Regions from separate parts of the Homo sapiens genome. Here all the other regions are linked to region 1. A link is a loop called in an ENCODE intact Hi-C map of the cell type or tissue named here. Cell type or tissue: MCF 10A. All regions are shown on one strand.

What was found. Peaks named below come from ENCODE experiments on the same cell type or tissue, not always from the same donor. Only the 100,000 strongest peaks of a DNase experiment are listed, where the experiment ranks them.
Region 2: a loop joins it to region 1, with 10 times the contacts of the local background. A loop is called at or near these places in 12 of 110 quality-filtered maps.
Region 3: it touches region 1 in a loop (6-fold over the local background); 54 of 110 quality-filtered maps call a loop at or near these places.
Region 4: it touches region 1 in a loop (16-fold over the local background); 11 of 110 quality-filtered maps call a loop at or near these places.
Region 5: a loop joins it to region 1, with 10 times the contacts of the local background. A loop is called at or near these places in 16 of 110 quality-filtered maps.

Annotation. Positions count from the first base shown.
Region 1 is chr9:33,401,258-33,406,257 of GRCh38, forward strand. It overlaps AQP7 (aquaporin 7), which reads right to left and starts at 1,311. Exons shown (of 8, transcript NM_001170.3): 1 at 1,116-1,311; 2 at 1-30. The coding sequence starts at 5. It overlaps LOC105376020 (a long non-coding RNA gene), which reads left to right and starts at 264. Exons shown (of 3, transcript NR_188543.1): 1 at 264-565; 2 at 651-891. RefSeq lists a silencer at 234-528 and an enhancer at 3,079-3,636. In MCF 10A, a CTCF peak has its summit at 2,271 (motif pointing right); a DNase peak (open chromatin) is centred at 2,274.
Region 2 is chr9:33,615,282-33,620,281 of GRCh38, forward strand. It overlaps the pseudogene TRBV20OR9-2. Among named protein-coding and RNA genes, the nearest start is that of PTENP1-AS, 59 kb to the right of the region's middle. In MCF 10A, a CTCF peak has its summit at 2,439 (motif pointing right); DNase peaks (open chromatin) are centred at 2,450 and 4,490.
Region 3 is chr9:33,450,487-33,455,486 of GRCh38, forward strand. No RefSeq gene overlaps it. Among named protein-coding and RNA genes, the nearest start is that of AQP3, 5.4 kb to the left of the region's middle. RefSeq lists enhancers at 2,126-2,639, 2,365-2,659, 2,462-2,591. In MCF 10A, CTCF peaks have their summits at 2,392 and 2,595; a DNase peak (open chromatin) is centred at 2,585.
Region 4 is chr9:33,720,232-33,725,231 of GRCh38, forward strand. It overlaps UBE2R2-AS1 (UBE2R2 antisense RNA 1), which reads right to left. Exons shown (of 5, transcript NR_170204.1): 5 at 3,854-4,157. Among named protein-coding and RNA genes, the nearest start is that of PTENP1-AS, 45 kb to the left of the region's middle. RefSeq lists enhancers at 1,278-1,779, 1,780-2,279. In MCF 10A, CTCF peaks have their summits at 34 (motif pointing left) and 2,054 (motif pointing left); a DNase peak (open chromatin) is centred at 2,050.
Region 5 is chr9:33,514,639-33,519,638 of GRCh38, forward strand. No RefSeq gene overlaps it. Among named protein-coding and RNA genes, the nearest start is that of ANKRD18B, 7.1 kb to the right of the region's middle. In MCF 10A, a CTCF peak has its summit at 2,947 (motif pointing left); DNase peaks (open chromatin) are centred at 2,953 and 3,743.

The sequences.
Region 1 (5,000 bases):
ACCATGTTTTGTCTTTCAGATTTGTAGATGCTGAGGAGCCAAAGAGAGGTCACTAGGGCTGGAGGACACAGAACTTGGCCCCACACTTCCATCAGACCTTGGTCCCCAGGGGAGAAGCCCTGGGGCAGCTCCTGCTAGTGCCACTCCCTTAACCCAGCCAAGGAACAGGGAGGGAGGAGCGGTGCTCAGCCAATGAGGCGACGCCCTGGAGCCCCACCCCACCCATGCTGGCCCCAGGACCCCAGCCCCAGGCCAGACCCTCCAGTGCTCCTGCTGACCTTCCGTGTCTGCAGCCCGGCTTTGGACTGTGGAGATGCCCTCAGCCTCTACTCAGTGGCTCCAGCCTCATATTTGCGTGCTATACCTTTAACCTCAAGTCCTCTTGCTGCTAACTTAAGCTGCGACTGTCCAGGACCTGCACACACACACACATGCACGCATGCACACACACACACACAGAAGGTGAACACACAGGATGAGGCCCTGAAAACTCATTTCACCCGTGTACCTCACCCAAAAATTCCCCTTTGTACTCCTATCTTTATCTCTAACTGACAGCATGAAGGTAGCCCGAAGTCCCCTCACCCTGTCTGTCCTCCTGATTCTCTAGCCCAGTTCCCTCTAGCTCCAGCACAGACTCTTATCTCCAGCCCTGACTGCCGAAACCCTCCAGCCCCAGCTCCAGCCCCTCAGGAGGGGACTGCGTGGGAGGAATGACTCCAGCAAGCCGGCAGCTGACCCGTCTCCTGCCTGCACGCCTCCCGCTGTGGTCCACTGCCGGTGGTCTTCAGCTCTCTCCTCGTCCCACCCCCATGGTCTGCTGACAGCCCAGCTCAGTGCATCCCTGCCATCTCTGCTCTACCGCTGGTCCTCCCAACAACCAACTTACAGGTAAGGAAACTGAGGCCCAGAGAGAGGGTGTATGTGCCTGTGTCACACAGCAACACAGGACTGCACCATAACAAGAAAGCCGGGACTTCCACTCCCAGACGGGGCTCCTTCCCCAAACAATCCCTCAGTCACCTCCTCCCTGTATGGTACCCAGGGAATGGCCCTTCCAGATCTGGGCGCTGAGGAGGCTGCCCCATCCCCACCCTGCCTGGAGCCCCACTCACTCTGCTGAAATGTCTCTGATTCTCAGCCTCCGCCTTGGGGGCTTCTCAGTTACAGCGCATCTTGATCTTGTTCCTCCGTGACTGTCCCTGGCTCAGCTTCCACCCCCAGCTGGGGCTCAGCTATCCCTGTGTCCCCAGTCCAGAGCCTGCCTCTCAGCTCTCCCAGGGCGGCCTCGAGCGCTGCTCCTGCTCCTCCAGGGGAGAGGTCAGTAAGGCAGGGGTTTGGCTGGTGCCACTTGAACCAAGTCCAGATGCACTGCCCAAAATAACATCCCTCGTCCGGCCAGCAGTGCCGTGGAGACCGAGTTCTGAAGCAGGCCTTTGTGAGGTCAGAGGTGGAGCTCTGGGTGGGCACTCTGGGCCTCTCAGTCCCAGAGGAAAGGCCTGTCCTCCAAGCCAATGTGCAGCCTGACTCTGGGGCCAGCGCCTGAGGAAGCCCTCCCTGAGCCCCAGCCCTGGGGAAGGCTGAAGAGGCCTCTGAGCCCCCAGCGCTGGGGAGAGCTGTGCAGAATAGGACTGGAGGTGGAAGTGTTGGAGATTAACAGCCAGGTGGAGGGGACGGGGGAGGCCCTGGGTCAGTCCTCAGGGAACCCCCATTGTGAAGGGGGAAAGGGAAACTCAGGCCCAGTCCTCAGGGGCCCCCAGTCTGAGAGGAAGGAGGACACACGAGCCATATTTGCAGAGAAACACCAGCCTGCGAGAGGAGGTAGAAGCCCAGGCCTGGCCCTCCGAGGGCCCCTAGTCTGAGGAGCAGTCCACCTGTCCTCGGGAAAACACCTCCCTTAGGAAAGGCCAGCAAGGCCCCCGTAAAGGACCCAGAGCTGGATCGGGACATCGGGCTCGGGGCTCAGCGGTGTGGGAGCTCCGGGACCGAGGTGCAGTCAGGAGAGACCCTGGGGGCCAGCAGCAGTCCCAGAGGACTTTTGGAGCCAAGGCCTGACTGGGTCTCAAACAATGGGGCAGGCAGTTTGGGGTTTCAGCAGGTGGCCCAGTGCTGAGACACAAGGGAGGTGTTTCTGGTCTGCAGACACTGAGGACGCTTGCTATGTGGCGTGGTGGACGGTGGGTAAGTCCTGGGAACTTCCGGCACCAGGCTCCATGGGTGGGAAGGGGCATAAGATTCAGTTGTCCAAAGCTCAGGTCTGGGAATGGAACTGTCCTGTAGAGGGTGCCAAAGACCAGGTCTGGAACCTGCATAGCCCCAGTCCCCACCCCTGCACACACCCTCCCACCCCTTCCAGCTTTTTCTGCAGATCTTTCTGCAGGGGTGAGGCAGGGAGAGGAAGGGGTCGGCCACAGTCCCGGGGCTTCCTAGTCAGAAGCCCTCTGTAAGGCACTAACTTCCCTCTGCAGATTCTTTTTTTTTTGAGACGGAGTCCCGCTCCGCCCAGGCTGGAGTGCAGTGGCACAGTCTTGTCTCACCACAATCTCTGCCTCCCAGTTCAAGTGATTCTCCTGCCTCAGCCTCCCAAGTAGCTGGGATTACAGGCATGCACCACCAAGCCCAGCTAGTTTTTTTGGATTTTTAGTAAAGACGGGGTGTCACCATGTTGGTCAGGCTGGTCTCGAACTCCTGACCTCAGGTAATGCACCCGCCTCGGCCTCCCAAAGTGCTGGGATTATAGGTGTGAGCCACTGCGCCCGGCCTCCCTCTGCAGATTCTACGTGGGCTCAAGATTCAGCCTTTCTTCCTCAGGAAGGGAGGGGTGCACGCTTGGAAATGGGAGAGTCCTGCCTTTTTTCCTTTCCCATGTGTGCTCCCAGGGCCGGGATGAGGTCATGTTAGAAGTGGATCTGGGGTCTTGGATGAGGTCAGCACTTGGGCAGAGTTGGAATGGGCTGGTGTCAGGTTGGTGAGGGAGGGAATTGGGATCCATGCTGGGGTCAGAGATCAGGCTCTAAGCTCTTTTACAGGGCTTGACCCTGGGGACTGAGAGGTGGAGAAGACACAGTCCCATCTGTCTCACGGCAGAGACAGGTAAGCAGCAGGTGACTTAGGACACACCAGATAGGCTGGAAGGAATACAGACGGGGCTATCCCAAGCTGGAGGGGTACAAGGGTCTTCCGTTAGAGGTGACGTGGGAACTGAGTTTTCCAAAACGAGCAGGGGGATGGGGCACCGGGGCATTTGAAGCTTGATGGGATTGTGAGAAAACCTGGGAACTGCGAGTGACTTGCAGAGGGCTGCGGAAGTGGGCAGGGATAGACCATGAAGGGCTTTGTCAGCCAGGCCAAGGAGTTCTGACTTTAACCCGAGGGCCTGAGGAGCCTGCAAAGGGTTCTAAACAAAGAGAAGAGCAACAGGGTCAACCTGAGGTCCCTGAGGCCCCAGGGCATCCAGCAGGCAGAGGCGCAGTTGGGCCTGGGCTGGGGAGAGGAGTCTAGCTGGAGAAAGAGAAGAGGAGATATCAGCCCCTGGACATTCAGCACTAGAGTTGCTGGGGCTGCCCAAGAAGCACAGGGAGTGAGGCAAGGGCCAGGGCCAGGATTCTGGGGAAGAAGGATGACGAAGAAGGAGTGGGTGTGGAAGGAGCTGGAAACCCAGACACAGGGCTGCCCAGAGGCTGATGGGAGCCAGTAGGGGGCTGTTGCCCCAGAGTTGGGTGCTGGGAGGGGCTGGCCAGGCAGGTGTTTGCAGACAGCTGCCTGGATGAGCTGGTGGGGATAGAGGGTGGCAACAGCACTGAAGAAGCAGAGGCTGAGGAGGCAGAAAGTTCAACTGCAGAGAGAAGAGAGGCAGCTAAAGGGGCCACCAAGGTGGGAGTTTGGGTCAGAGCTGTGAAGCATGTTAGTCTGCACAGAGCCTGCGGCGGGGGGTCTCTGGGTCTCTGAGCCAGTGGAGATAGTTGGGGGGCAGAGAGGGAGGGGACACCCGGGGTCCTTTCTTCATAGGATGGGCTTGAGTAGAGTTACCAGATAAAATATAAGATGCCCAGTTAAATTTAAATTTCAAAGAAACAATATTTGCCACAACCTTATACCTGGTATACCTTTGGTCTAAACTCAGGCCCTCTTGATGCTTAAACTGTGACTGTCCAGGACCTACACACACACACACACACACACACACACACACACACACACACACACACACAGAGTTTTATTTTTAGCAAATAAAAATATAGCCAGGTGCATTGGCTCACTCCTGTAATCCCAACACTTTGGGAGGCTGAGGTTGGTGGATCACCTGAGATCAGGAGTTCGAGACCAGCCTGGCCAACATGGTGAAACCCCGTCTCTACTAAGAATACAAAAATTAGCCAGGTATGGTGGCAGGTGCCTGTAATCCCAGCTACTCAAGAGGCTGAGACAGGAGAATTACTTGAACCCAGGAGGCAGAGGTTGCAGTGAGCTGAGATGGCACCACTGCACTCCACCATGGGTGATAGAGTAAGACTCTGTCTCAAAATAAATAAATATATAAAAATAAAACAAAATACTTTTTTATTTTATTTTATCTTTTGAGCCAGAGTTTCGCTGTTGTCACCCAGGCTGGAGTGCAGTGGTACAATCTTGGCTCACTGCCACCTCCACTTCCCGGATTCGAGTGATTCTCTTGCCTCAGCCTCCCGAGTAGCTGGGACTACAGGCATGAGCCACTACACCCAGCTAATTTTTGTATTTTTAGTAGAGATGGGGTTTCACCATGTTGGCTAGGCTGGTCTCAAACTTCTGATCTCAGGTGATCCACCCGCCTCGGGCTCCCAGAGTGCTGGGATTACAGGCGTGAGCCACCGCACTTGGTCTAAAATACTTTTTTCATTCAAACATTTGTTAAGAATATCTTTCTATGACAGTAGGTCCATGTCCACCTCATGCCTGTTGTACAGCATTCCACCTGATGGAGATTATATAATAAGGAATCCTTCTATTGATGAGCGTTT
Region 2 (5,000 bases), 210 kb after region 1:
AATACCATGGCTTTTCTTGTGCCACAGCCCTTTGGTCCCATGCCTCTGACTCTAACTTCTATCTCCTTTTCCAACAGTTCTCATGGATACTGAAGTCCCCCAGACACCAAGAAAACTGGTCACATTGACTAATTTTAAGAGATGGCATTGAAGTAGTCTCAAAAAATGAAAAGTCATAGCACATACTAGCTGTTGACAATGTATGGCTTGGGCTATGGCAAACCCATAACACAAATGGAAGTGTCAAGGAAGAAAAACCGCCATGAGCATTAAGGAACAAAAGAGTATATTATAGGAATTAGGCCTGACACAATTTGGAGAGAAGATGGATAAGTGAAAGTTTGAAAAGGGTCAGAAAACACAACTCTAACCAGCTCTGGTGAAGGTGGATGAACTGGACTTTGCATTAAGTTTTGCATTAAGTTGGGTATATCCATGCACTACATGGAACCCTGAAGGGGCTGGTGTAGGAATCTATGGAAGATGGCTGACTCTATGTGCCAACAGCCCTGTGAGTTCTCAGACAAGTTTGGTAGTGGGACTGTAGTCCCTCCTGGTCAGCAGGGCTGGCAGTCGGTATAAAGAGCTGGATGTGAAGCAGGGGAAAGTCAGCATAAATTGGAACTCACTGGCACTTTTGATGCTACTCCTCACTGCCTGGAGCCAGTGATGACTTCAGAACTCAGTGGCAGCTGTTTTACTTTCCCCTTACAAACTTCATGCATTTCTTCCCTCATGTTCAACTCTAACCCAGAACCATACTAGGAAAAAAAGTTATCTGAAACACATTCCTTGCTTAGCTAGGTTGACACAGTGATAAAACACCACAGGAATATCCAGATGCTCCTTGACTTGCAGTGGGGTAATATCCTGATAAATCCAGCATAGATTGAAAACATCATAATTCAACTTACAATATCCAGCTTATCTGTACATAACCCCATCATAAGTCAAGGAGCACACTGAAATGCATATTGCTTTTGCACCATTGTAAAGCTGAAAAGTCATTGAACCATCATGAGACCATCTGTACCTGACAATTAGTGTTTCTCAAAATAAATAGGAAGATTTTCTTCCGATCTGAAGGTCTTCCAGCCACTCCCTCCCAGACATATCATAATATTGGGCCAGAGGTCACCCATAGCAAGCTGTCCTTACTTACTCTTTGCAGAAAAAGTACAGTTACAGTATGAAGTGGCCTCATTTTAATGAGGCCCAACATACCCAAGAAATAAAAATGCAGCCACAGGAGCATACAGATGCCCTTCAATAGATATGTCAATATTAACATAATGCAATAGCTATATTTGTTATAAAATGATTTCACTATTGCACAAACATAATATGATGGGCGAAGTCTTAATCTTATCTTTTCTAGCTACCTATGCCAGAGAAGTAGAACTAAATATTAAATGAAAGCACAATTGGGAGGCTGTTATAAAAATGAAAACATAGGGCTTTCAAAACAACTTTCCAGCTCCTTGTAATTGCTACACATTTTCAACGTCAATCCATTAAAACAAGTATCCCAGCATGTTCAAATCAAAGAATTTCTTATGCCTCCTAGAAACTAGTTTCACTGTCCAGTACTTAGTATGACCTCCATTACAAGAGAATAAATGTAACTAATTATTCTCACAACCTCAACAGTGATTAACACAGAAACATACAAGCTAAATCGAGAAATGTTATTAGAATGTTTAGAATTAAGTCCATCTATATGTGAGGGAAATTGTCATGAGATACTCACGAGGTAACTATCTCATTTAGAAAATGACGAAGTGGCTTCAACATGATTATGAAGAAACATTGGACTTCCAGCCGAGGCACTGGCCTGGGCATTATCAATATTTATGGTAGTGCCAACCTGTAGGTCTAGTGATTAACAACCATGAGTTGTCTTGGTGTAATTACTTTGAGGATATGAAACAGAAGCAGCAGACTCCAATGCCATTCATTACCCAAACATACACTCCTTTCCTTACAAGAAACTCGCTTAAGTCATTGCAATGCTCTACGTCTCAGTGTATCTTTAATAAATTTGGAAGTTGAATTGGGAAATCTTTAGGCCACTTTAGACACTGTATGGGTTTTTTGTTTTCTTTTGAGACGGAGTCTCATTCTGTCGCCCAGGCTGGAGTGCAGTGGCACGATCTCAGCTCACTGCAACCTCTGCCTCCCGGGTTCAAGCAATTCTCTGCCTCAGCCTCCCGAGGAGCCGGGATTATAGGCGCCCGCCACCACGCCTGGCTAATTTTTGTGTTTTTAGTAGAGACGGGGTTTCACCATGTTGGCCAGGTTGGTCTTGAATTCCTAACCTTGTGATCTACCCGCCTCGGCCTCCCAAAGTGCTGGAATTACAGGCGTGAGCCACCTCGCCGACCTGTATGGTTCTTTGACAGGCAGAGAGATGGATGTAACACGGGTCATGAGCAAAGATTACCACCAGGGGGCAGACTAGAGCATCCTTGGGATTCTGTGATCAGTCATCCCTCCTCGCTGGTGAATGGAGACAGTGGTCACAACTCTCCCCAGAGAAGGTGGTGTGGGGCCATCACGGAAGATGCTGCTGCTTCTGCTGCTTCTGGGGCCAGGTATGAGCCTCCTTCTACCTGGGAGCTTGGGTGGGCATGTGCGTGTGTTGCCATGGTCAAGCGGTGGCCAGGCAATGTGGATTGTTTATGCTCATCGAAGGGAGAGGGAGCGGCCCTGCTCTCTAGAGGTGTAAAGGGTAAGGTGAGAGCCGCCAGTCAGAGGAGATAGGGGATTATAGCCCTAGGGAGATGACAGGAAGATTGCACAAAACAAACAGGATTCTCCAGGAGCTGGGAGCACGGGGAGGGAGGGAGGCTGAGCTCGGCCTGGCATCCTGTCTGACTCGGCTCCCACTGGGCTCTCCTCTCTCTGGCTTCTGTTTCAGCAGGCTCCGGGCTTAGTGCTGTCGTCTCTCAACATCCGAGCAGGGTTATCTGTAAGAGTGGAACCTCTGTGAACATCGAGTGCCGTTCCCTGGACTTTCAGGCCACAACTATGTTTTGGTATCGTCAGCTCCGGAAACAGAGCCTCATGCTGATGGCAACTTCCAATGAGGGCTCCGAGGTCACATACGAGCAAGGCGTCAAGAAGGACAAGTTTCCCATCAACCATCCAAACCTGACCTTCTCCGCTCTGACAGTGACCAGTGCCCATCCTGAAGACAGCAGCTTCTACATCTGCAGTGCTAGAGACACAGCGCCAGGAGGGGATCAGAGACCGCGGCAAGAACCCCTGCAGCTGCTCCTCCACCCCAGCAGGCCCACTGAGTGCTGAGAAGGGAGGCGTGGAGAATGGAAAACCACAGCTTTCCTGACTGAGACATCTGGGAGTGTGTGTGCAGGGGGTGGGGCAGGGGATGGGTAGGGGGAGAAAAAGAAAAGAAGCACTGTGAGTGTGGAGTATGGAGGAGGTGTAGTGTTTGAGACCCACGAAATGGCAATAGAGTTGGGCCTAAAGAGGTAAGTGAACATGGAAAGTTCCCTGAAAATTATAAAACCTAGAATTTTGCCCTGACTCTGCCACATTAGTCATGTGTTCTTGAATAGATCTACATATAATCCTAGAGGTACATATGAAGACAGTTGTATAACCACTGTGTACTTCCTATAATAAACTTCAGCAATTGGCTCTCTTTCTTGTCATCATGCTGGGCTCTCAAGACAAAGATAACCAAGAGGCAGCCAAGTAGAGAGTTATGCATGAACACATTACCTTAGGGGAGGATGGCAACAGCATTGAATAGCATCCACTCCAAATTTGTGTTCTGTCCTCCTTGGACCAGGACCACGAAAATAAAATCCTATCACATTTCCTGTAAATGTTGAATGCCATCATGTTCTCCACGGTGTTTCAGTTGATGAATGAACAGGGTAAGACTCGGTACAAAGGGAGGGGAGCACCTCTATGCCTAGGTACACACCATACGGAACGTATCCCTAGGGAAGGTGCTGGTGACCTGGCTCCTGGGAAAGGTGTCAAGGGAAAGAGGGGGCAGAGGTACCTAGAAGGAAGACCTCAGACAACATGGCTTGTCTAAAGAGTTGGAAAGTTCTGCCAGTAGCTAGAAGACAGTAAGTGGAACAGTGAAAATCCTTTCCTAGGAGAAACCAAACATTTACATTGACCACAAATCTGTATGAGCCAATAGAAAATGAGCAAAACATATGATCATACATTTAATAGAAGAAACATGTATGACCAATAAACATATAGAGATATTTTACTTCATTGATGATCAGGATCCAATGATACATAGCTTTATATCCACTTGATTAGCAAAATATAAAAAGTCTAGAAATATAAAATGTTAGCGAGGGTATGGATTCATAGGATTACTTATAAATTACTGATGGGAGCATAAGTACTATAAACCACTGGGAAACAGTTCAGCATTATCTCACAGTTGAAGATTCCTATATCCCATGACTCAGCAATTCCACTTCTAGATTTACATCAGGAGAGGCTCTTGCATACATGACTCAGCAATTCCACTCCTAGGTTTACATCAGGAGAAGCTCTTGCATACACATATCAGAAGACATAAATACAAAAGTGTTTTCAACAGCACCAAACAGTAGAAAAACATGGCACCAACCCACATATGCACTGAAAAGAGTGAATGAATAAACTGCGGCATATTCATATGAGTCAAAATGAATGAACTATAGTGAAGAGCAAGGTTATAGGTGAATCTTAGCAATATAATAGCAAATGTAAAAACTAAGCCTAATGAGATGATGCAAAGTATAACGTGCTTTTCATAAAGCTAAAAACAAGTCAAGAAAGTAATTTTCAGGACTAAAATATATTAGATCAAATTATATTGAAAAGAAAGCAAAGACCACTTGTATGCTGCAGCCTACCTTATCAGCTCATGGGAGCTGACTGTATACATCTTTCCCAACTCCAGTTTTAGTGACATCATTTTGTTAGCTTGAAACTGGCCATAGTGAGGGTATTTACAC
Region 3 (5,000 bases), 49 kb after region 1:
TGCTGGGATTACAGGCATGATTCACCGTACCTGGCCTAGATAGGCATGTTAAAAAAGAAAAGAAAAGAAAGGAAATAAGGGCTCCCAGTCCCAGAGGTGGTTCATGCCCAAAGAGATGGGTTTAGCATACACATGAAGTAGATTCACATACATGCAGGTGCTTGCGCATACACACACACAAACACACAGACACACACACACACCCTGTGGTTTGCAGTCACACACTTGCCTATAGACACTGAGCTCTGCTCCCATGATCAGGGATCCCATTCACATGAGAGCCTCGCCATGGGCTCACACATATATAGAACCCCCACATGAGGACTCTAATGACCCTTGACCCAGAAAGATGCACCCTACCCTCCAGGCCTCTATAGGCTGGGAGGCCCCGTGGTGAATCAGGGAGCCATCACTGAGTACCTGCCCTCTGGCCCCACTGCCAGCCTGTGACTCAAGACAGAACCATAGACTCCTGGTGCCAGGGCCCAGATCACAGGCTATGGGAGTGGTAGAGCACCCCTGCCATGCTGCCCCCTTTTCCTCCCACCCTATAATATGCATCCAGCCCATCCCTGCCTCAAGTGGAGCTGCAAAGGCAGCACAGGGCAGAAACTGGCAAGGGACTCCTCAACACCGAAAGAAAATAGGGAAACCCAGCCCACAACACCCCATTGTCACCCTGTCCCATCCTGGGTCTGCTGGCATCCAAATCTAGCCTGGGAACCAGAGCAGGGGAGAAAAACAGGGGAAGCTCTTTCACCAGCAGACACTACACACACTTCTATTTTTTATTTCTTTTCCTCTTCCCTTATAAAAGCAACCTGGAGGCCGGGCATGGTGGCTCGCGCCTACAATCTCAGCTCTTTGGGAGGCTGAGGTGGGCGGATCACAAGGTCAGCAGATCGAGACCATCCTGGCCAATAAGGTGAAACCCCATCTCTACTAAAAATAAAATAAAAAAAAATTAGCTGGGTGTGGTGGTGGGCGCCTGTAGTCCCAGCTACTCGGGAGGCTGAGGCAGGAGAATGGCATGAACCTGGGAGGCAGAGCTTGCAGTGAGCCAAGATGGCGCCACTGCACTCTTGCCTGGGCAACAGAGCGAGACTCCATCACAAAAAAAAAAAAAAAAAAAAAAAAAAGGAACCTGGCCTGGAGCCGGGCACAGTGGCTCATGCCTGTAATCCCAGAATTTTGGGAGGCCAAGCCAGGCAGATCATTTTAGCTCAGGAGTTCAAGACCAGCCTGGCCAACATGGTAAAACCCTGTCTCCACTAAAAACACAAAAATTAGGCCGGGTACGATGGCTTGCTCCTATAATCCCAGCACTTTGGGAGGCCAAGGCAGATGGATCACCTGAGGTCAGGAGTTCGAGACCAGCCTGGCCAACATGGATAAATCCCATCTCTACTAAAAATACAAAAATTAGCCAGGTGTGGTGGTGTGCGCCTGTAGTCCCAGCTACTTGGGAGGCTGAGGCAGGAGAATCGCTTGAACTCGGGAGGCAGAGCTTGCAGTGAGTCGAGATCGTGCCATTGCACTCCAGCCTGGGCAACAAGAGCGAAATTCTATCCCCTCGCCAAAAAAAAATTAGCCGGGCATGGTGGTAGGCACCTGTAATCCCAGCTACTCGGGAGGCTGAGGCCAGAGAATCGCTTGAGCCCAGGAGGCTGAGGTTGCAGTGAGCAGAGATCGCACCACTGCACTCCAGCCTGGGCGACAGAGACAGACTCCGTCTCAAAAAGCAAATAAACAAAAAAGCAACCTGCACACACATCTGTCTGCATTCACCTCACATGGGTTTTCTCGTGGGCTGCACCAGGAAGTAGCTAGTTACACACACAATTATGGATTTGTCTGTCTTATATACGTTGAGCAGCATTTATTTATACATATGCAGCTACCTGTACTCACCCATGTATGCATGCATGTATGTGTCTATCTATAATCCTGGACTGCAGCTCACCATAGAGTATCTTTGCAACCCCCTCCAGTCAATGCAGCTGCATGCCAAGGCACATGGTTTAGCTAGCAGAACAAGGGCTGGGTCTCAATGTCCTTGTTCCCCACCCCCTCCATCAGGGCCCAACCTTCAGGACCATGACTCCGTGAACTCTCACCAAACTCATTCATGTCCATACCTCATGTGTACACGCATGTTCATACATATACGTACACATACACATTGGAGTGGCTAGAGTTGGAACTGAGAAGACATGGGTAGATCTTCGTGCTTCTTCTTAATGGATGTGAGAGGACTCTGGCTGGAGGAAGGGGAAGGATGCAGTACTTTCCATGGGCCCCTTATTCCTGTCAGCCCTCCTTGGGTCACCTGGGACAGAAAGGGGTCAGGATCTGAGGATGCCTGTGCAGAAGCACCGGACTGGCCTGACTCGGGGGGGCAGAAGCCCACTGCTCCATTTTGCGACCCTGGGAGCAGCATTCCCTTTGTAGTCAATGTGGTTGGCGCCCCCTAGAGCCAAAGGCGGAAGAAAGCATGGCTCCACAGAGAAGAGACTGAGCTTGGTGAGGCCCCAGCCCTCTGAGTCACAGCTTGCCCAGGGTCCTCAGGGCTTCCGCTTGTGCTTTGGGAAGGAGAGCCAGGGCTGAGTGCAGGCTGGGAGCCAGCCCTCCTGGGTGCTCTGGGAGGAGGCTGATGAGGAGGTTCCCCCTCCTCCCAGGGCATCTTGAGCAAGGCCTGTGTCTCACCTGGGTGGGAGGAGCTGAGCCAGGGAAGGGGCCTGAACATCCCCATCCACCCCGTGGGAGCCCATGACTTCTTTAAGGTCAGAGCTGGAGGAGTGGGTTCCCAGGCAAGGGAAGGGCTAAGGATGCAAGTCTCAGCCTGCTGGACCAGAGGGGCTGGCTGGGGCCCTTTTAAGGGGTGGGAGTGCCACACCTTTCATTTCCTGACCCCAAACTCTTTCTGCTTGAATGGGAGCAGCCCGAACCAGCAAAGAAAGAGACCTGGGCCTTCCTTGTTGTTAGTGAGTCAGAGGTGGGGGTGGAGACATAGGAAGCTACTCACTCTAGAGTACCCCCAAACCCCTAATCTCTTCCAGAGCATTGGAGTGGGGTGGGGGAGGGGCAGAGCAAAGCAGACATGCAGACATATTCTAGTTTAGGAAGCACTTCCTCCCACTTTGCAAAACAGCTCCCAGAAATGAGTGTATTTTCCCCATTTCACAGATGACAAAACTGAGATTTAGAGAGAAGTCACCTGCTGAGGTCACTCAGCCACTGAGTGCTGATCCGGGATTCAAACCCCATAGGGATGGGGAGGACAGGTAAACAGGGCAGAAAGACTAGGGAGCCACAGGTCTGAGGCACAGGGAGAGCAGGGACCCCGGGCACAGAACCCCATTGAGTCCCTCCATGCTCAACCCTGCTTTCCAGAGTGTGCTCCCACTCTTAGGCCACTGTTGAAAACTGTTCCTGCATCTAGGCTTCAAGGGTGGGGAGCTGGCTGTGGACTGGAATCAGGAGCAGAGAGCTGAGATGAATTGCCCTATTAAGAGTGTCCCCAGACTCCTCCTCCTGCGCCAACGCAGCTACTTCCATCTTTAAATGGGTGACCTGGGGGAGAGCCCATGAATACAAACTCCGCCAGCCTTGGGCACCTTCAGCTGGATGTCCAGCTGGGCCTTGAGAAGAATCAACCTTTGACCCATACCCTGGGGACTCTGGGTTCACAGCCTGGTGTCCCTGACCTGCCCTCAGCAGCCTTTGAGGGTTTAGGACAGCTAAGGGTCATGTTGAGACAGCAGAGCGATAGGATGGAGGCTTAGACCTAGAGGCTAAGAGTGCAGAGTCCTAGGGACTAGGCTGATGGGGACAAAACTCTCTTGCACACCCAGAATCTGAGCTCCAGGCTTGGCTTGGCCACTGAACAGTAAGGTCACCTAGATGGCTCTCTTCTCCCACCCCCACAGAGTCTCTCTCAGTGTCTTCATCTGTCACCTGGAGGTTTCAGTTGAAGGGGGCCCCCACCTCCCGGTGGGGCCCTTGTAAGAATCAAAGAAGATTGTATGTTTCCGGCTTTGAAAACTGTACTAGGCTGGGCGTGGTCGCTCACACCTGTAATCCCAGCACTCTGGGAGGCCAAGGCGGGCAGATCACGAGGTCAAGAGTTCAAGACCAGCCTGACCAACATAGTGAAACCCCGTCTCTACTAAAAATACAAAAATTAGCTGGGCGTAGTGGCACACGCCTGTAATCCCAGCTACTTGGGAGGCTCATGTGTGCATCTCCTTGTGTGCCCCTGTCTGGGCCAGGCTGTGGGTCTGGGTCACGTGTTTATAAAAACCAGAGATAGGAGATGCGCATCTGTTGCGAGGTCTAGAGATAAACTGCTGGGCCTGCCCCATGCCAGCCTCAGGGGGAAGGGAGTTAGTGATATGGAGTTGACACAGACCAGTCATCACTGTGACAGGCCTAGGGGGTCTGGAGGGCTCTGGTTCACACCTCAGGATGCCTGGAGCCCCTAGGTTTTCTGATTTCCTATCTCCATCCTCACTGGCAGGAAAGCTTCTGGAACTAGGAGAGGGTTGCTTAAGAGGATGAGGGGTCAGGACCAGAGATGGAGGAGGAAAAGAAAGCTCACAGGTGGCTGGGCGCAGTGGCTCACGCCTATAATCCCAGCGCTTTGGGAGGCTGAGGCGGGCGGATCATGAGGTCAAGAGATTGAGATGATCCTGGCCAACATGGTGAAACCCCTTCTCTACTAAAAACAAACAAACAAAAATAGCTGGGCGTGGTGGTGCACACCTGTAGTCCCAGCTACTCAGGAGGCTGAGGCTGAGGCAGGAAAATCGCTTCAACCTGGGAGGCAGAGGTTGCAGTGAGCCGAGATTGCACCACTGCACTCCACCCAGACAACAGAGCAAGACTCCGTCTCAAAAAATAAAATAAAATAAAAGGAAAAGAAAAAAGAAATTTCAGCCAGGCGTGGTGGCTCACACCTGTAATTCCAGCACTTTGGGAGGCACTTTGGGAGGTGGGTG
Region 4 (5,000 bases), 320 kb after region 1:
GGCCAGGCCAGGCTCCAGCAGGCCCCCTTGTGGTCAGAGGGACTGCCTGCAGGATGATGGGCTTGGGGACCAAGGCAGCCACTCCCCACATGGGAGTTGGACCCAGGCTTGAAGGACACACCGTCACATCGATGTCACTCTCTTGGGAGGCCTCCTTGTGACACAAGATGTCCTGGCCCCGGTGTTTTTCTTCACCATATTCCTCCCAACTGTAATTGTGTAGTTCCTGGGGTGCTTATCTCTCAATGTCCATCTCTGTGAAAAAAGCCGTGACCCTCCGGGATAAGGTCTGTTCGTGAGACTCACTTTGTGGAAAGGACATATGAAAGTCTCAGGACTCTACCTAAGAGCTAGGATCCAGCTCAGGTCCCAGCTCCACTGCACCAATGCCCCTCGGTCCGAGGAGAGACTGAGATCTCTGTAAACAGCAGAGATCAGTAATACAGGCTTTGCCCTGCTGAAACTTCCCTCTGAAAGGAAGCATAATGCTTTCAGCCAAGTGCCTGCCCAGAGCTCTAAATAGATAACAGTTTAGAAGGGGGGTGTGATCACCAAGGGTACAGATGGGCTTCACAGAGCCCATAACCCCCACCAAAATTGAATGCCAATGTGTATAGGTGTGTGCCTAGGTGCATTTTCCTCAGGAAAGGTCCAAAGCTTTCATAGGATTCTCAAATGGATCTAGATCACATAGAGAGAGGAGAGGGGGTTGTCAGCAGGAGCAGCCCAGGAGACACTCAGTGAGAATACGCAAGGGTCTGCACCTGTCAGACTTTGGTCTGCATAATTATATGCATAATTTGCATATAATTTGGTATGCAAGATTGCAATGCGATTAAGCTATCTTGCAGTATCTTAAAGAAACTCTGGTAAAGGGTACCCTAGATACTAGTAAAATGAATTAGCTGTGCACATATGTGGAGGAGATTGTAACTGGGGTGGAAGTAAGACTTCACTGTATACCTTTCTGTGTGAATTGATTTTTGAGCCAATGTAATGCCTATTCTAAAACAAAATATAGCACTTCATATAAAGGGCAAAATTAAAACATAATGGAAAAACTACCAAAACCCAATGAGGAAGTCATTGTTCCAATGCCCAAGTTGGGGTGGAGTGAAGCAGAGAACATTCTCCACCACTTTGCAGGTGTGGAGGAATATGGCTGGACGGAATTCGCAGAAGAGCACAGCTCCCGTGGACTCTGTCCTTCCAGAGCCTCTCAACCCTTGTCAGCCTGGGAAGGGGGCCTGAACCAGTGAACCAGAGCCTCTCAAATGTCAGCCTGAGTAATTTTTTGCCTCTAAGTATTCTTTTGTGGCTTCTTCTGAGAAGGTTCACAAATTTTCCTTTTCTTTACAGACATCTCACAAATCCTTAAGGAGGAGGCTGTGTCCCTAGAGTCCTGTAGTCGAGACATTTGAGAATTTGGGACCCAGTTGGAAGTGGTTGCGTATTTCCATTGTGTGGGAATATGTAAAAGGCCCAAGCCTCACCAAGAAGGGAAGACCAGGCTGCTCTCATCTCAAGGGCCAGTTGCTTCACACACCGGAGTGGGCCTAATGTTCAAGGAGCTTCTTTCTCCATTTCTCCCCACAGTGCTTAACGTCTCAGGCCACGGGCTGCCAGCACTCACCTGCCGAGGCCGCCCTGCGGCCTCCCTGTTCTGAGGCCCCTGCCTCTCCCTGATGAAACTTCCTCCGTGCTAACTTGGCAAGAAAAGGCAAACGCTGCTGTGCTTCCCTTTGCCCTTGAAAAGAATGAGGTTTAGGGGAGGCTCTGCACAGTCCTGTGCTGTCCGGGATAGCTGAGCAGAAGCTGTTGAAGCCGGCCTGCTGGACTGAGCTTGGTCCAGCAGCCTATCCACGTGAGAGCCCTGGCTATCTGGAGGCACAGGGAGCTGCTGGGCCTGCAGCGTCCCACCTGGAGGGAAAGAACGCACCGCCAAGGAGGCGTGGGCCCTGCAGCCCGTGCTGGGCCGCGAATCTGGTAGCCACGCTTCTCCGGCGGAACGCGGCGCCCCCTGGCGGCAGAACGCTTGTGGCCGCCGTTACACTCGTGTGGAAACAGCGCCATCTGCCGAATGCTCCATCTCATTGCTGATTGGCCCACACAGACTTTGTAAGGATTTTTCCTTCTGCTTGCTTAAATCAGGCCATATTGAGCCTATTCAAAGTGTACTTCTGAAATGAAAAAAGAAAGTGACTGTACAAGATGTTTTGCTCACTGGAAAAACGAGGATGAATGGAAAATGGGTAGCGATTATCTGAATAATATGTGCTTCCTGTCTGTAGTGAGGTGTGAACATGGTGGGGCCGCACATTGCAGAGGAAAACGCATGCATTTTGGAGTCAGGCAACTGCGATCAAATTCTTACTAGCTTTGTGAGCTAGGAAAGTTACTTAGCATTTCCAAGCCTCATTTGTCCTTATCTGTAAAGTAGAAGTACATTTACCTTGCAGCATTGTAGCAAAAGTTAAATAAAACAATGTGCATAAAATGAAAATTAAATGTGTATGAAGTAAGATAATATATATAATAGGTAGACTTTAAAGTATAACATAAAAATATCACATAGCCATTTTTTTCTAATTGTTAGAATTGTGAAATATTCCTGAAATGGATTTATCAAATGAGAAGACAGAATCTCTCTGAGGTATTTTTAAATTTTCTCTAGAATGGTTGATTCTGACCTTTCTGTAAAAGACGATCTATTTCTGGGCACAGATCCTAGAAACAGAATTCTGCCAAAGTGAGACTCCACTAACATTTATTGAATGTCTGCCGCATGCTACACACTTTCAAAGATGCTCTTTCATTATCGCCAGTAAAATCTGAAGCTTCAGGATCTATTCCTCTTCCCAGCAGAAAGTTTTGCCAGGAATATCAGAACCTCTTTTTTACAGCCTCTCAAGTACTTTCAAGATTATTCAGAAAAGCCCAAAACTTTGAACAACCCAAATGCCAATTAACAGGAGAATCAACGATACTACATCCATACAATGAAATATTACTGGGCAATGAAAAAGACAAACAACCAGATAAACATCATAGGAGGGACTCTCAAATCTGAGGCAAAAATAGTCAGGCCAAAAAATATACTGTATTTGCATGAAGTTCTAGAATATGAAAATCTAATTGATGGTGGTAGAAATCAGAATCGTTGTCCGCACAGGATAGGCGTGGGGATTGACTGCAGAGGGGCACTAGGGAACTTGTGGGGTGATGGACATGTCCTGAATGTTGATCTGGGTGCTGATTGCACAGTTATGTACAGGCAGTGGTGTGCTGAAGCCCGCTGGCACCATCAAGAGAGTGGACTGTTAATTTTTCAGGATGTCTGCAAGCCAGTCAACATCACATTGATAGCTTGGAATCCACCACGGTGGAAATATTTATACTCCAGAAATTGGCAAACACTACAAAGCAGGGCTTTTTTATCCCACCAGAGAGCCAGTTGTAAAACATGTATGAACACACCACTGTATACATTTGCCAAAGCTCATTGAATTATATATTTCAGATCTATGCATTATATTGTATGGAAATTATATTTCAAAAATGGGGGTGAATAAAAGCTCTCTGCTATCAGAGTGTGCAGAGCACAGCTGGAGGCCCATGCTGAGCAGCTGGGGAGAAAGGTTGGAATCAGTCATTTCTGGGATGGAAAAGCAAAATTTAAGAAGTCTTTCTCAGTCATAATGGATCTAAAGCAAGAAAGCAGATCAAAATACATAAGCCTCAGAATTGAGGCACAATACTGGGTCAGCATTTTGATAATGGCTGCATAGATTACAGATCATCAGCCTCACCTTAGCAAGGAGGAACTGGAGGCCCATATCAGAATCCAATGTTCATCTTCTATAATTTTATTAATTTTATTCTTTAAATCATCAGACAGGCCAGGCACAGTGGCTCACACACTTTGGAGGCTGAGACAGGTGGATCACTTGAGCCCGGAAGTTTGAGACCAGCTTAGGCAACATGGTGAAACCCTATCTCTACAAAATACAAAAAATTAGCCAGGCGTGGTGGCACATGACTGTAGTCCCAGTTATTCAGGAGGCAGAGGTGGGAGAATCACCTGAGCCCAGGAGCTCGAGGCTGCAGGGAGCCATGATCGTGCCACTGCACTCCAGCTTGGATAACAGAATGAGACCCTATCAAAAAAAAAATATATATATATATATATATATATACACACACAAAAATTTATTTTTTTGGTGTACAGTTCTATAATTTTAACATATGTATAGATTCACATAAGCACTGCCACAATCAGGATTCAAAATAGTGCCATCACACCCCCAAAAACTCCCTCATGTTTTCCCTTTATAATCACAGCCTCTCCCACTCGTAACTCCTGACAACCACAGGTCTATCCTTCATCAGTATTTTATCTTCTCAAAAATGAGAAATACAGTACGTAAACTTCTGAGACTACTTCCTTCCCCCACCCTCCAGCATCATGCCTTGGAAAGTGCTCAGTTGCTGCATGTGTAAATAGTTCATTCCTTTCTACTGCTGAGTAGTATTTCATTGTATGGATATACCACAACTTCTTTATGCATTTACCTGTTCATTCACCTGTTGAAGGACATTTGCTTGGAGCAATTATGAATAAAACATCAAATAATCATAGAATTATCAATAGAACATTTATACACAGGTTTTTATGTGAGCATTAAGTTTTCATTTCTCTAGGAAGTGGGGTTTCTGGGTTATAAGACAAATACATGTTAACTTTGTAAGAAACTGCCAAACTTTTCCAGACTGGCTATACCATTTTTTATTCCCACTCACAATGTATAAGAATGGAAATAGAGCTTTGGGAAGCCGAGGCAGGCAGATCACAAGATCAGGAGATTGAGACCATCCTGGCTAACATGATGAAACCCCGTCTCTACTAAAAACACGAAAAATTAGCCAGGCACAGTGGCGGGTGTCTATAGTCCCAACTACTCAGGAGGCTGAGGCAGGAGAATGGCATGAACCTAGGAGGT
Region 5 (5,000 bases), 110 kb after region 1:
TTGCTGGGACAACAGGTGCAGGGTGATGCTCAGGACAGCCAGTGGGTGAGTGCGTGGAGGGAGGCATCCAGGTCTCAGATATGGGTTTGTGTCCTGTGACCTCACCTTTTCACATCACTGCAATGAGCAGTTCACCTGTGGCAACAATGACAGTGCACATTTGGGGAGCTAAAGATATTTCAATAAACTTTGTCCCAGTTACCAATTACCAAAAACAAGTACAATTTTCTGTGAAGGGGGCCAGCCCCTCCACACCTGTGGTTGTTTCTCATCCGATGGAACGAGAGACTGAGAAAAGAAAGAGACACAGAGACAAAGTATAGAGAAAGAAACGTGGGCCCAGGGGACCAGCACTCAGCATACGGAGGACCCGTGCCAGCACCAGTCTCTGAGTTCCCTCAGTATGTATTGATCATTATCTCTACCATCTCGGAGAGGTGGATGTGGCAGGACAATAGGGTAATAGTGGGGAGAGGGTCAGCAGGAAAACATGTGAACAAAGGTCTCTGTGTCATGAGCAAGGTTAAGAAAAGGTGCTGTGCTTTGATGTGCACATACACAAACATCTCGGTGCATTAAAGAGCAGTATTGCCACCAGCATGTCTCATCTCCAGCCCTAAGGTGGTTTTCTCCTATCTCAGTAGATGGAACATACAATCGGGTTTTACACCGAGACATTCCATTGCCCAGGGACGAGCAGGAGACAGATGCCTTCCTCTTGTCTCAACTGCAAAGAGGCCTTCCTCTTTCACTAATCCTCCTCAGCACAGACCCTTTACGGGTGTTGGGCTGGGGGATGGTCAGGTCTTTCCCTTCCCACGAGGCCATGTCTCAGGTTATCACATGGGGAGAAACCTTGGACAATACCTGGCTTTCCTAGGCAGAGGCCCCTGCAGCCTTCCACAGTGTATTGTGTCCCTGGGTACTTGAGATTAGAGAGTAGTGATGACTTTTAACAAGCATACTGCCTTCAAGCACTTGTTTAACAAAGCACATCCTGCATAGCCCTAAATCCATTAAACCTTGAGTCAACACAGCACATGTCTCTGCAAGCACAGGGTTGGGGCTAGGGTTACAGATTTAACAGCATCTCAAGGCAGAAGAATTTTTCTTAGTACAGAACAAAATGGAGTCTCTTATGTCTACTTCTTTCTACATAGACACAGTAACAGTCTGATCTCTCTTTCTTTTCCCCACATTCTAGTGGGCATCTCTAGCAAGATGAGAGTGTTTGGCAGAGGCTGTTGCTTTCCATAATCCCTGGAGGCAACAGGAAGGGGCTCCTAGGGAGGGAGCAGGAAGGGGTGAGTCTAGACTAGGGGCTGGCAGCAGAGTGCACATGTTTTACTGGAGTCTGTGCTTTCCTGAGATGGTCCCCTACAGAAAACCCAATTTTCTGTTAATCCTCAGATTCCTGAGCCAAACTATTATTTCACTGTGAACGGAGAGACGGGATCATGCGAGGAACTTGAGAAGGATATGTGAACAGATTACAGTGCAAACAGCAACTTGAAGTCAAATACTGATATGAAAAATAAATGGGAACAATGTTGGGCATTCCAATGTAAATTAATCAAATGTAGATGTTATATATTCTATAAATATATATTTTATTAACGTTTACCCCTAGAGAGATAGAGATTCTAAATTGTACAATATTTATAAAAGAAAAAGAGACATTTATCAGAGTCCCTCAAATACACAGAAGCACCAAGTTCATATGATCCAGAGAGAAATTCTACTAGTAAACTAACTGATAACCTGACGCTACCTAAACTATTCAAGTCTTAGTCAATCTTCCCAATAGTTTTCAGGAAGGGTGCATAAAGGTGATATGAGATCTTACCCTGGTTTGAGCCATGTATTACAAAAGTATAGGACATGTGAATATAAATGTAGACTTTTTAAATATTAGAAGCCATTGTGTCAGCACTAGAAGCCACTGTGTGAGCACATTGCAACATTACATCATAATCCCACTGCCTTTTGTGCCAGAAATGCAAGTGAGAGTCAACACTTGGAAATCCATTAATGTAATAAATTATGTTAACAGAATCAATCAGAATGTTATGTGTTCATGTTCATAGATTTAAAAAAAGACATTGCCAGGATTATGCAGAAAATCATATTTAAAAAATTGATAAGGAACTAGTGTAAAATATATACATATTTTTAGACAGGGTCTTGCTCTGTCACCCTGGCAAGAGTGCAGTGGTGCAATCATAGTTCACTGTAGCCTCGGCCTCCTGGGCTCAAGTGATCCTCTCACCACAGCCTCCCCAGCAGCTGGGACTATAGGCACATGCCAGCACACCCGGCTAATTTTTTGTTTTTTTTTTGTATCTCGTAGAGACAGGGTCTCACTATGTAGCCCAGGCCAGTCCTGAACTCCCGGCCTCAGTGGATCCTACTGCCTCAGCCTCCCAAATTACATGCATGAGCCACTGCACCTGGCCCTAAATGTTTCTTGAAAGCAAAATCTACTTTCTATAGAGGTGGGCCTGAGTCAACCCTTTCGAAGCCATTAGGGGCCAGGTGTGGTGGCTCATGCCTGCAATTACAGCACTTTGGAAGGCCGAGGCGGGTGGAACACCTGAGGTCAGGAGTTCCAGACCAGTCTGACCAACATGGGAAAACCCCTTCTCTAGAAAAAATACAAAAATTAGTTGGGCATGGTGGGCACGCCTGTAGTCCCAGCTCCTCAGGAGGCTGAGACAGGAGAATTACTTGAATCTGGGAGGTAGAGGTTGCAGTAAGCCGAGATTATGCCATTGCACTCCACCCTGAGCAACAGAGCAAGATTCTGTCTAAAAAACAAAAGCAAAAACAAACAAACAAAAAAAATTAAAAAGCTATTAGGACAGTCTTGGAAGAAAAAGTCTTGGAAGGAAAAGTCTGTTGGGTAAGGATTAATTAACCAGTACACAGGCAGGCAAGGTGACCCCTAGTGGTCAGCTAGTCTCAGAAAAAAATTTATGCATCTAGGGAAAAATTGGTCACAACTAGGCAATTAGATCACAGCCTGCCCATCAAGTAAAACAAAATTCTGTGTCAAACACATTGTAACACAGAACACTGGTACAAATCTTAAACATTCCCTGATAGGCATCGTAGAGTTTTTTGGTTTGTTCTGTTTTTTTTGTTTTGTTTTTTGCTCCCTAGAGATTAATAAGCAGAATGGGACCCTCAAATTTCAAAGCATGCAATAATGGTCCCCCCACTACTGGGACCCCTGCTAGTTACATGTTTAAAAATTAATTGATAACTGATTTTGGCCAGGCGCAGTGACTCACGCCTGTAATCCCAGCACTTTGGGAGGCCAAGGCAGGCAGATCATCTGAGGTCAGGAGTTCAAGACCAGCCTGGCCAACATGTTAAAACCCCAACTCTACTAGTGGCGGCTCAGGCCTGGAATCCCAGCTACTCTCGAGGCTGAGGCAGGAGAATCACTTGAATCCGGGAGGCAGAGGTTGCAGTGAGCTGAGATCACACCACTGCACTCCAGCCTGGGTGACAAGAGCAAAACTCTGTCAAAAAGAAGAAAGAAAGAAAGAGAAAAAGAGAAAAAAATTAAGGTCCTCTCTGATGCATGTTTTAATTTGTATTTGTATAAATTTAAGGGGTACGAGTGTAGTTTTGTTACACGAACATACTGGGTAGTGGTGAAGTCTGGACTCGTAGTGTAAACATTCCCTGAAGAGTGCACATTATATCCACTATGAAATTTCTCAACCCTCACCCCTCTGACTCACACACCCTTCTGAGCCTCCAATGACTATTATTCCACTCTGTGTCCATGAGTATGTGTTATTTAGCTCCTATTTATAAGTGAGAACATGCAGTATTTGACTTTCTGTTTCTGTTATTTTACTTAAGATAATGACCTTCATTTCCATCCATGTTGCTGCAAAAGACATAATTTCATTCTTTTTAAAATTTTGAAGTTTATTTTAGACATAGGGATACATGTGCAGATTTGTTACATGAGAATATTGTGGATTTTGTTGTTTTTATGGCTGAATAGTATTCCACTGTATGCATACCACATTTTCTTTAGCCAATCATCTATTGATGGACACTTAGATTGATTTCATATCTTTGCTATCATAAAGATATGGAATACAGCAATCCTGCTACTGAATATATACATAAAGGAGACATACTATATAAAAAAGATATCTGCACTTGTATGCTTAGAGCAGCACTTAGGTTGATTCCATATCTCAAAGATATAATATTTCTCTTTTATCTATATATCCAGTAGCAGGATGCTGGATCCAGCCTGGGTGACAAGAGCAAGACTCTGTCTGAGAAAAAAAAAAAAAGAATGAAAGATAGAACCTCACAACAGATTCAACAGAAATTTTAAAGGAATTTAAGATATTATGAGGAACAACAAATGTCAACAAGTTTAGCAACATAAATGAAATAAGCAAATTCCGATAAAGACATTAAGTAGCAAAATTGACTAAAGAACAAATAGAAAATCTTAATAGATGTATATAAAGTAAAAAAAAATTGAATTAGTAATTAAATATATTCCCCCTGAAGAAGAGTGTAGTGCTAGATGCCTTAACCCATGAATTCCATTTAACATTTAAGGAGGAAAGTATACCAGTCATACACAAACATTTCCAGCAAATACAGAAGAGAGGATATGCCAAAACATTTTAGAAAGCCAGTATTAGCTTGATACCAAAGCAGGATGGAGACATCAGAAGAAAAGGAAAGTGCCAAACAATATCTCTCATAAGTTTACGTCCAAATGTATTTAACAACCTGGATGCAAATTACATCCAACAGTATGTAAAACGATCATACACTACATGTCTCTGGAATTAATACTAGTAATGCAAATTTGGCTTACTATCTAAAACACAACGAACATTGTACATCATATAAATAAAGTAGAAAATCAATAGAATCATGTCAAAAGACATAAAAGAATTTTGGCAAAATCCAACAATAATTCCTGATAACTCACAACAAACATGCAGAAA